Linked DNA regions of Homo sapiens: region 2 is linked to region 1. The links are chromatin contacts, found by Hi-C in ENCODE. All regions are on one chromosome and are shown on one strand. The core of a region is the stretch at or near the end of the contact, and the rest is flanking DNA. Distances in the headings are between cores, read along the strand shown. Region 1 overlaps LOC105371618 (a long non-coding RNA gene). Region 2 holds the start of KLHL20 (kelch like family member 20).

Evidence for each region. Hi-C counts contacts between places; a loop is a spot of excess contacts on that map. Pooled maps may share reads with other maps.
Region 2: a loop to region 1 is called in a pooled map, with 3 times the contacts of the local background. The contact joins the promoter of KLHL20 here to the enhancer-like site in region 1. A Hi-C loop is called at or near these places in 2 of 168 maps with a recorded cell type or tissue (B cell and naive thymus-derived CD4-positive, alpha-beta T cell), 6 of 37 single-sample maps with no recorded cell type and 11 of 50 pooled maps.

What each region holds. Positions count from the first base shown.
Region 1 is chr1:172,824,293-172,830,026 of GRCh38, forward strand. LOC105371618 (a long non-coding RNA gene) reads right to left here. Exons shown (of 3, transcript XR_007066734.1): 3 at 833-897. Among named protein-coding and RNA genes, the nearest start is that of FASLG, 170 kb to the left of the region's middle. Within about 2 kb of position 1,884, at least 9 of the 41 ENCODE cell types and tissues checked have a DNase peak (open chromatin) inside an H3K27ac peak, as active enhancers do.
Region 2 is chr1:173,713,256-173,719,317 of GRCh38, forward strand. KLHL20 (kelch like family member 20) reads left to right here and starts at 1,726. Exons shown (of 12, transcript NM_014458.4): 1 at 1,726-1,823; 2 at 2,748-2,811. The coding sequence starts at 2,789. It also overlaps a transcript of ANKRD45 not described here. RefSeq lists enhancers at 1,630-1,819, 1,900-2,269.

The sequences.
Region 1 (5,734 bases), core at 634-3,133:
CTTACCCACTGCAGGTGTGATGTAATCACATTGATGTAGTTTGAAAAGAATCAGAAACCCTGGGGCTGGCTAAGCATTCAGTATTTAGAAACTGTTTTGGACTATGGGACTGTGGTTACTGAAGCTGACACACTTCCAGGTTTTAGGGCAGAGAGGAACTATCTGAATATTAGCTGTGTGAAGTAGGGCCATTACTTAACAATCCTTCGTTTGTAAAGTTGGGTTGTTAAGATGACTAAATGAGAGGTTCATAAAACATTTATGCTTTAAAAGGTTTAGAAGGTGTTATCGTCATCGTTATTGACATCATTACAGTTGAGCCCTGAACAACACACAAGGGTTAGAGGTGCCAACTCCCCTGACCCTGTGCAGTTGCAAATCTGCATTTAACTTTTGACTCCCCAAAAACTTAACTATTAATAGCCTACTGTTGACTGGAAGCCTTAACTATAACATAAACAGCCATTTTGTACTGTTTTGAATTTTATATGTTATTAATATATGTATTACGTGCTATATTCTTACAATAAAGCTAGGGAACAGAAAATGTTATTAAGAAAATCATAAGGAAGACAGAATATATTTACTGTTTATTAAGTGGAACTAGATCATCATAAAGATCTTCATCTTCATTGTCTTCATGTTAAGTAGGCTGAGACCGAGGAGTTGATCTTGCTCAGGGGTGGCAGAGGTGGAAGAATATCTCTCTGTAAGTGGACCCACACAGTTCAAACCTGTATGGTTCAAGGATCAACTGTACTATTCAGAAGAAGTCCATTGCCTTGATTTGAAACATTTCAAAGCTTAGGTTATTCTAGTTTTGCTAATTTAGAGCACTTCCATTCACCAGAAGCATCTTTGGACCAGCAGATTAAAGATGCAGGGAGCAGCCAATGCCTTAAAGATTTTTAGAAATAATTAAAGACAGCATTAATGAACATATGGACAGTCTGGCTGAAGATGCCACCTTGCATAAAGGTGGCCCAAACCTTGTCAACTTTGCTCTGTTTTAACAGTTTTACATTTATTTAAAGTCTTAAGAGTTTGTGACACTTTTTGATTAAGTGTGATTAATATGAAGAGTGAAATAACTTCTGTAAATATAAGAAATCATTTTTTAACTCTTAGCTAATTCAATGGGATAAATAAAATAGTGAGCTTGATTTCTTTAACTTAAAGCAGTTATAAGGGATTAAAAGTGCCAAAAAATTTTTTAAAATACTATTGGGTTATGAACTCTTTTAGTGACTTTTATGTCTTTTTCCCTTGAAACCTTCACATTTTCTTTAATGACATCTGTTATTTTTATTATCACAAAAAAAGATAGAGAAAAGCAAAATGACAAAAGATATTATACAACTGGGTTTTATATCTTAAGATAATAAACACATTCTAATTATCACCTAAGGACTGATCCTCTGTAGGTATGCTTTCTATTTTACCAATCTGAACTTGCGGAAATTAAAACTTTTTTTGGAAATGGCTTAAATTTAAACAAAACATCATGTTAGCCTCAAGGCAGGATGTTGTTGTTAAAGATTAGTTTAGAAACACTGATCTCTGTGTATTGCTGCATTTCATCAATATTTTTTACTTAAGACAGTCTGACAGGGATGTTGTCCTTGGGTTTGAATGAACATGGAAAGATTTTGTATGTGTTTTTTGTTGTCTGCTTTATATATATATAATCACTCATAATGTATAAAATATTCATAACCAGTTAAAATATACGGAAATTTTGAAAAATTAGGCAAGTTATCTTTGCTCTCCTTATCTGCAAAATAAAGAGAGGGTTTCTAAAGTTCTTTGAGCTGTGGAATTCTCCTTCTCTGGGAACTCAACCCAGTAGCTAGCTCTAGGAGGAAGTTGAGAAAAATGCTATTCTCAAGAGTAGCCACATGGTGGTGGAATGATTCCTCACAAAAATGGTATTCAGCTTCCCTGAAAGCAAAATGATTACATCCCAAAATTGAGTTATTCAAGGATCTCAGGAGACATGTGACGAAAGAGAGGAGGCAGCTCTGCGTGCTTCTGGGTCCCAGTGAAAATAGAAACATAATGTTCCTGTACACAAAGTAGTTAGAACTCTACCAAAGGCAATTCATGCAACTTTATTTCCCTTCTGACCTCGTGTTTGAAAGATATTTTTGAGTATTAAACTGTATATTTGTAATGAAATAAAGACCCTCATTTACTGTGTGCCTCTGCAATCTGTATTCCTTTAGCCTCAGTCAGCTATTTCTTGGCCTTGCATCGCCTCTAGCTGTGCCCTAATTCTTCTCCTTTCGTTTTCAGCTAAGTAAACTGTATTCATGACTGTAATTCATTTACACTTCAACACATCACGGTTCGGAGCCTAGACTCACTTCTAAAGGTCACCAATGAACTTTGTATTGCGAAACCCAAGGATGCTTTCTCAGTCCGTATCTTACGCCCTATCTTAAAACCCTCTGGTTTAGTTTCTTGACTCCAATCTGTCCTGGCATTCCTCTTGCTTCTTTGAGTGATTTCTTTCTTGTCTTTTGGGGCTCTTCCTCTTCTGTGTGTCCAGTAACTACAATAACCCAGGTTTCTAACATTACCCCAAAGTCTCCATTTCTTTACATACTTTGCTTGAGGAATTTCATCCTTGTCATTGTTTCATTTATAACTGGAATGACAACTAATGTCAAACTTAATCTTTACCCTAGAACTCATATGTAATCTTTAGCTTGATATGTCCCAGAAGAATCTCAAACTCAACATACCTGGAACTGTCTTCATTGTTGTTCTCTGTTCACCAATGGTTCCTTTATTTCTAGCTTAATTACTGGCATAACCATCTTGTTGCCCAAACCAGAGATTAAATAATTATGTAAGACTTCTCATTGTCCTGGGCCTTCTACATCTAGGCAATCAGCAAGGTCTAATGGTTTTAGCTCATAACTATTTTTTAAATCTGTTTTCAGGCTCATCCCCAATAACGATTTCCTTACTTAGGTCCTTGTCCTCTCCTTGGAACATCGCAATCTGTAGTTTCCTTTCTCCTGACTTGCTTCCCTTAAATCTGGTCTCTACAACGTAAGGAGCATACTTTTTCTAAAAGCAAAACCCAATCATTTAACCTCCTTGTGTAAACATTTTTAATGGTTCTTCATCATTTACAGATTAGAGTACAAAGTTCTTAATATAGTTTACAAAACCCCAAATGCCTGGCTTAGTCTCTCCAGTCACTTCCCATCTCATCTCTCACCAGTTCTTGTTTCACAACATTATAGTCTAGTGCTACCAGGCTTCTAGTTCCTCACCTCCTTCCCACTGTTTATGTCTCTGCATTCATTTATTTTGTTCCCTTTGTCTCAAATTTCTTTCCCACTTTTGTCTTGGTAGCTCTTGCTCATCTTTAACATTCTTATCACAAGATGTCTCAACTAGGACTCTTTCCTTGAATCCTCAGCTAGACTAAATGCCCATCCTTCTCATTCTCACAGCATGTGTTTATCTCCATCTTAGAACTTGACAGCTTTTAATGCAATTGTATGTTTATATATTTTGTACCCTCCAATAAGCAAGAGTCCCTTAAAAAGAGAGATCACATCTATTTGTTTTTCTTGTTCCCAGTTCCTAGTCTGGGGCTTAGTGCATAATGAATATTCAATAAATTTTTGTTGAATAGAATTTAATATTTTTGCGGCTTAGAGTCCCTGAGGGTGCTCTATGAAGTCTACTCCAGTTCTAAGAAAACTAAACTGTGGTTTTAGCTGGGGCCAGCTTCCTGGAAAAGACTTGAGCTGTGCCCTGAAGAGTTAGTTTAACAGAGTTTGGACTAATAGAGAGAAGTGAGGGGTATAATCAAAGTTGGATGAGCAAAGGCACGGAGGCTTGTACAGAGGATAGTGCAGAAACAATGTTAAATGTGTTTCTGAAGTGGAATAGTGAAATATGAGTTGGGATAGGGAGAATCCAGCTCATGAGAAATCTCTACTGAGGGACTGGCAAATTGGGGGCTTATTTCCATAAGCAGAAGGAAGCACTCAAAATTCTTGAACAGAGGAATGACATTTTCAGAGCCATGCTGCAGGAAGAGTAATTCAGCACAGGGTACAAAATGAATTGAAGTGAGAAACAGATGGGAATCAGTGAGGCCAATAAAAGTTGATGGCGGTTAATTAAACAGGTGCCACTTGATGAGGCCTTAGACCAGCATGGCAGCTGCGTGAAAAAAAGGAGTTGATTTTTGAGCCACTGGAGGAAGAATTAACAGAGACTGATTGCACGTGATAATAATAGAGAGAGAAGAGTCATGACATTTTAGATAAAGCAGCAGAAAGTTGGGGATACAATTAGTAGAGAGAGAAATTATAAAGGGCAGGATGGAATGTGGGACAGCAGCTGAATTTGGTTGGAAATCTTTGTATTTGAGATGATAAAACTTCACAATATTTAATATTTAGTAGGTATGCATAAGGGGTGCTATACACATTGGAGTGGTAGATGAATGAATGAAATCTTAGAAGTATCTGTCAGTAAAATGAAACCATAGTACCAGCTTATAGAGTGGTCTGAGTTAAGGATAGTGATATCGATTTAGGAAGTATCAGCTCAGAGTTCTGAAAACTGCCGAAGTGCATTCACCTCTGAAGGGAGAGATAGAAGTGAGGTAAAACACAGAGGTGCTTCTATCTTTCAGGCAAACAGAAGAGGCACAGAAAGCCAATGAGGGCATAAGGTCAGCTAGGTACAGATTTGTTGCTATAAACCTAAATAAACTATAACTCAGTTGCTTGCTGTCTTAGCCCATTTTGTGTTGCTATTACAGACTATCACAGACTGGGTAACTTGAAAATAAATTTCTTTTTTTTCATATCATTTATTGTTATTTTTATTGTTAAAATGCCTATTGCAAAAAATTCAGAAAATATGGCAAAATAGATTCTTTTTTGTTATTATACTTTAAGTTCTGGGATACATGTGCAGAACGTGCAGATTTGTTATATAGGTATACACACACCTTGGTAGTTTGCTGCACCCATCAACCCGTCATCTACATTAGGTATTTCTCCTAATGCTCTCCCTCCCCTAGCCCCCAACCCCCCAACAGGCCCCAGTGTGTGATGTTCCCCTCCCTGTGTCCATGTGTTCTCATTAACTCCCACTTATGACTGAGAACATGCGGTGTTTAGTTTCCTGTTCCTGTGTTAGTTTGCTGAGAATGATGGCTTCCAGCTTCATCCATGTCCCTGTGAAGGACATGAACTCACCGTTTTTTATGGCTGCATAGTATTACATGGTGTATATGTGCCACATTTTCTTTATCCAGCCTATAATTGATGGGCATTTGGGTTGGTTCCAAGTCTTTGCTATTGTGAATAGTGCTGCAATAAACATATGTGTACATGTGTCTTTATAGTAGAATGATTTATAATCTTTTGAGTATGTACCCAGTAATGGGATTGCTGGGTCAAATGGTATTTCTGGTTCTAGATCCTTGAGGAATTTCCACACTGTCTTCCACAGTGGTTGAACTAATTTACACTCCCACCAACAGAGTAAAAGCATTCCTACTTCTCCACATCCTCTCCAGCATCTGTTGTTTCCTGACTTTTTAATGATTACCATTCTAACTGGCGTGATATGGTATCTCATTGTGGTTTTGATTTTCATTTCTCTAATGACTAGTAATAATGAGCTTTTTTTCATATCTTTGTTGGCTGCATAAATGTCTTCTTTTGAGAAGTGTTTGTTCATATCCTTC
Region 2 (6,062 bases), core at 476-2,975, 890 kb after region 1:
TTTGCAAAAATTCTATCAGTGAGAAAATTATAGCAGTGGAGGAGATCTGATCTAGCCAAACCCCATCTTGCCTTTAGCTTTCAGTCTGTCCTTAATTATTCCTGGGCTTAAGCCAAGATAACTTTGGGAGACATTTAGTTTAATAGTTTAAATAATTACAGTCCTTCCCCAAAACTCAATTGCCTTTGTAAAGCTAATGAGAGACCACCAGACAACGGGGATAGATGAGCCTGAATTCTGTTAAGTGTAGACATAAGTGATTGCCAGCCATTATTCCAGAGGTCACAAGATATGCAACTTCCCCAATTACTCCTACAGATAACATCACTATTGTAGAATCTAGGATTGGCCTTTTTGGGTATATTTTTAAGTTTTTTGCATGTTTGACTACTGATGGCTCCACCTGGACCCACCAACTGTTCCTGTGGCTCCACCCAGAAACAACTCAGTAGGCAGGAGGACCATCTCCCATACCCCTATGACTGCACCAGTCAGCAGCAAGCACCCATTGCCTAGCCACCCCTACCCCTTTCCCCAGACTACCTTTGAAAAGAAACCTAGCCCCCAAATGCTCCAGGAGGCCGATTTGAGTAATAATATAACTGATTTGAGTAATAATAAAACTTCTTCCATTTTTCCACTCGATGTTGTGTAAAACTCTTTCTCCATTGCAATCCCTATACCTTGATAAATCATCTGTATCTGGGCAGCAGGCAAGAAGAATCCACTGGGCCACTATATCTGGATCTAAAGGCCATGTATTTTCCACTACAAGCTAATTAACAAGAGGTATCCTTTCCCCTCAGAAACAACTGGACACACCTGTGTAGATTCTACATAAAGAACAGCTAAAGAAAATCTGGTTAATACTTAGCCTAGTATACTTACCAGGAAATCAGCAACAGTCTTTCTCTGATATTCCTGAAATTGTAATCCCCACCTTACACTTGTATCACTTGTTTTCTAAATATTAATATACGGTAAAAATCAGGTGGCTGTGTGCTATGGGAAAATCTGGAGGAAAAGATAATTTTAAAAATATACTTTTTTGGCTCTGCTTGCTACTGAAAAAAAATTTTTTTAAGAAAATATACTCTTCCCTCCTTAACATTAAAGTGAATCCACAGAAGATGTGTTTGGTGAAGTGTCTGGTGGTGAATACTAAGTAGAAAGGGCAGACTAACACAGCCTTAGAGCCTGGATAAAATCCTGGTGTCCTGAAAGTTTGACCGTGGGAAATCTGGAGGATAAGGTCTATCTCTGGTCTGTCTATCTAACTTCTGCACCTTGCACATAGTAGAGGCCTGACAGATACATGCCAACCCATGTGTGCATGCAATAATTCAATCCACAATTAGGAACATTGTGCCAAAAGGAGACCCACCAACTAAAAAGAAATACAAATTCTTAGCTTTCTGTGACTACCCTTTACTGCCTTTGCTGGCGAAAACAAAGAAGAAAAGAGGAGGCTTCAGTATTCAAATACTGCCAGTTCCGCAGTGAATTCTAAAAATGGTTACTCTTGGGATACAAGGAACCCCCACGAGGATAAACAACCTCTGAGGTTACCTGAATGCCCCAGCAAAGGGCACGACTACTTCCGGAGCCGCACCGGAACCCCTTGGCGGATTATGTGGGTTCCTGCGGGAACGATTTAAGAATAGGACTACTTCCTGCTTCTGGATATGGGCCGGTGAAGGGAAAGGAAATAGCTCTACGAGCGGCATCCTGCCTGCGTTAGCGGCGGTGGAGGAGGAGGCAGAGAGGAGTGGAGGGCGGAGTAGACGGAGGAGGCTGCTGCAGAGAAGAAAGTGTCAGAGCCGGTAAGTGAGCCAGTCACCTTAGAGCAGGGGACAGCGGACAGCGCCCCAGGGCTCGCTTCGCAGATATGTGGTCCCAAGTTGCTGAGCTGCCCCATGGGGTCAGGTCGGTCGCCTGTCAGTCGGCGCCGAGAAGAGACTGTTGGGGCGCTGGGGCCGGGCCTCGCGGAGCGCCAGAGTGCGCTCTCGCTGGCTGACAGCCTATCTCGGGAGCCAGAGGAGGCCCCGGGCTTTGTCCTGCCTGGTGGTGCTGGGGTTTCGCATCCTGGACAGCTTCCCCAGACAGTGTTTGGAATTCAGGGAAGGAAGAAAGTACGTGCGCCCCCATTTAACCCTCGGGACCTGGCGAAATCCTGCTACGTGGGTAGTGAACATTGTATCGGGGACTGAAGGAAATGCTTGTAAAGAGTGTTAGTCTGGAGCCATACTTTCCCTGCCCTGTTCAAGCTCCCTGGACTGTCGGAAGCGGAGTTGTTTGTAAAGGCAAATGCAGACGCCTCCTCCTCCTGTCACTTCGGGACAAGTTAACAATCTTCAGATTCGTTATTAAAGCCTCGTGTACCCTATGTGATCTATCAGGTTAGTACTGCTGTGGGTATCTGGTGCTTGTTCTGTAAATATACTTGATGTCGAGATCACAGTTAAATATCTCCAAGCACTTTTTGAAGAGAAACAAGACTGACCTAACAGTCGGGACTATTTAGCATACTTTCCCTCACCTTTACTTTAATCGTTTTAGCATGCAGAGTAAGGATGGTAATCTTAAATGTACTAGATTAAGTTATTGTGCATCTGCAGAAGGCCTGTGGTATAATAGGATATGAAACTCTTGATAACTGACGAAATGAGTGAAATGATTATATAAAGATTGTTACTGTAAAGATCAGAAATAGCTTTTATTAAGTTCCTGCTTTTCTGTTGTCTTAGGTTCGGCTTTAGAGTGTGGTGAAGGGTACTTTTCATGGTGCATGGAAGGAAAGCCAATGCGCAGGTAGGCATTTAGGAAGAAAACCTTTGGTTTCACTGATTAAAATTCAGCATGTAATAATTTAAATTTTTAAAAAAGAGTTTCAATCTTACTAAATTCTGCTTGGAACTAATGAGTCTTGTTCTACAATAAATCAAAAGTAATATTAAGAATTAATAGCTTTTTAATAGAATAAAATACAGAAGTTGTTTCTGAAAAGTGCTGTGGATTGTATGTAGTGCTAAACACTTAAATTTTCCTTTTTTCATGTTTTTTACAGTAAATAATCATTAAGTTCATTATGATACTATATGGATTTATTATAATCTTCAGTTCCCTATAAAATGTAGAGGATTCTGTTCCCATGTAAGAATCATAATTATTTATAATATACTGTACTGCATGCCTAATTATGGTTTTGGTTATTTCCTTGATGTTCAATCATACATTTGTTCTGTTAATTAAAATAGCTGCATTGTAGGGAAGATTGTATAAGGACTAAAATAGGTATTAGACATAATAACTTAGTCCATAGAAAAATAGAACAATGTCTGGGAAAATATAGACAATAAATAGGCCCTCCCAACCCTAGAATTTAATAATGTTTTTTCTCATTTTGTTCTAACAAATGAGACTAGAATCTTTATGATACAAAATCATCCCAGTTCTATTTCTTTGGTTTTTACATTTGTTTTCTATTTATTGAACTCTATTTAATCATTTGTTATTTAACATCAAAGATAAACAACTTCTGCAGTTCTTTTAAGAGAAGAAACATTTTATAATGGGAATATGACTTATAACTCAGAACTTGGAGCAAGAACCAGAATGTATATCTTTATCCAAATCTGTTATTGGTTTATCAATTGACCTTGAGCTGTTCACCTTCTCTGTACCCCAGTTTACTTCTTTAGTGTATCTGATCAGGATATTGGGGATTAATGAACATTTGCAAATGCTTTAAGATCTCCAGATGAAAAGATGTTATCAAGATGAAAAATACCATTATCTTATTTATATTTTACTCTGTAGTAGGAATAATATTTTACCACAATGTACATGAAAAAATTAACAACATAATATTAAATACTTCATCCCTTTACTTCTAACATTATTGCAAAACCCACTGATTGTGTCTCATCTCCAGCTACCATAAAATGTCATATCTTATATAATTGCTAAAATAAGAGCTTATTATTTTTTAAAAGAATAGCAGAGTGTGGGAATGTTTTTGGTTTATCAGTAGTCTATATAAAATATTTGCTTAATCACTCATACCTGCTCCTTTTTTCTTGCTTTATTACATAATACTGTCAGCTATTCAGAATCATGCTGGATAATTCTAGTGCTGTTAATCGTTAAGCTACGGCTCTTTCTTCATCACTGTCACTTGGCCAGAGCCTAGCCTACTCACATTGGTCTCTGGTCTTACTTTCACCTGCTTCCTACATTCAATCATGGTCACACTTCCCTATCCTTTTCTTATTGGGCTGTCATTTTTGCTGATTTAACCCAGAAGGCAGTCTCTGTAATGCTGGGTTTATACTCAGTTGCTATTAAAGAAGCTTTGAGAAGTAACTTTTTATATTGAGACTATTTGAATACATGTTCATTCTGTCTACTAGATTGTGAGCTCTTTTAGTCTCATGTCTTCCTATATTTGCATCACTAGCACCTAACGATTACTGAATAATTGTTTGAATAGGACTGAACAGTTTCTGCAGACTTTCCCCCTCCAAAAAACAAAAAAAATCTATGAACAAGACTGAAAATTATTGTTAAAGGTATTCTAATTTTTGATTATAAAGTTTTATGAAATCAATTGGCATTTTATTAGTAAAGTTTCATTACCTCATTTATTTATGTACTATCATTTGCATAGCACAATGCAAAATTTAAAAGATACAATAGGATATTCAGTGAAAAGTTAACTCTCCCATTGCTGACCCCAGTTCCCAAAGGCAACCACTGTAAGCAGTTTCTTATGCATTCTTTTAGAGGCATTGTAGTTCATACACAAATGTATATAAGATGTCTTCTCTTTTCACTTTTTTAATTTCTATTTTGTAGATACAGGGTTTTGCCATGTTGCCCAGGTTGGTCTCAAACTCCTGGGCTCAAGCAGTCCCCCTGCCTAGGCCTCCCAAAGTGTTGGGATTACAGGCGTGAGCCACCACACCTGGCTAACATTAGTAGCTTTTAAAAAGAAAAGATGGCTAGGCACAGTGGCTCACACCTGTAATCCCAGCACTTTGGGAGGCTGAGGTGGGCTGATCCCTTGAGCCCAAGAGTTCAAGACCAGCCTGGGCAACATGACAAAACCCCATCTCTACAAAAAGGAAACAAGAAAAATTTAGCCAAGTGTTGTGGCAGATGCCTGAAGTTCTAGCTACTCAGGAGGCTGAGGTGAGAGGATCACTTGAGTCTGGGAGGCAGAGATTGCAGTTAAGCCGTGATCATACCATTGAACCCCAACCTGGGCAACAGAGCAAGACAGTGTCTCAAAAAAAAAAAAAAAAGACACAAATGTTGTAGGGCATAGTGGTTCACACTTGTATTCCCAGCTACCCAGCTACTTAGGAGGCTGAAGCAGGAGGATTGCTTGAGCCCAGGAGTTCGAGGCTGTGGTGATCATGCCACTGCACTCCTGCCCGTGTAACAGAGAGAGACCCCATCTCTTTAAATAAATAAATAAAAATAAGAAAATGCATTTGAAAGGACACTGTCAGTATATCATGCACATTCTTCTGTATCTTTATTCACTTGAAAAATTATTTTGTGGCTGGGTGCGGTGGCTCACGCCTGTAATCCCAGCACTTTGGGAGGCCGAGGCAGGCGGATCACAAGGTCAGGAGATCGAGACCATCTTGGCTAACACGGTGAAACCCCGTCTCTACTAAAAAATACAAAAAATTAGCCGGGTGCGGTGGCGGGCACCTGTAGTCCCAGCTACTCGGGAGGCTGAGGCAGGAGAATGGCGTGAACCTGGGAGGCGGAGCTTGCAGTGAGCCGAGATTGCGCCACTGCAATCCGGCCTGGGCTAAACAGCGGGACTCCGTCTCAAAAAAAAAAAGAAAAATTATTTTGTAAATTGTAACAAATGCATATAGACTTACCTTATTCCTTTTAATAGTTATGTAGTATTCCATTGTCTATATGCACCTTAGTTAACCAGTCCCATTTGAGAGAGATTTATTTCAACTGTTTTGCTGTTACAACCAGTTCTGTCTGCAATGAATATCCTTGTAGGTGGTTTTTGCCCAGATGTGTAAGTA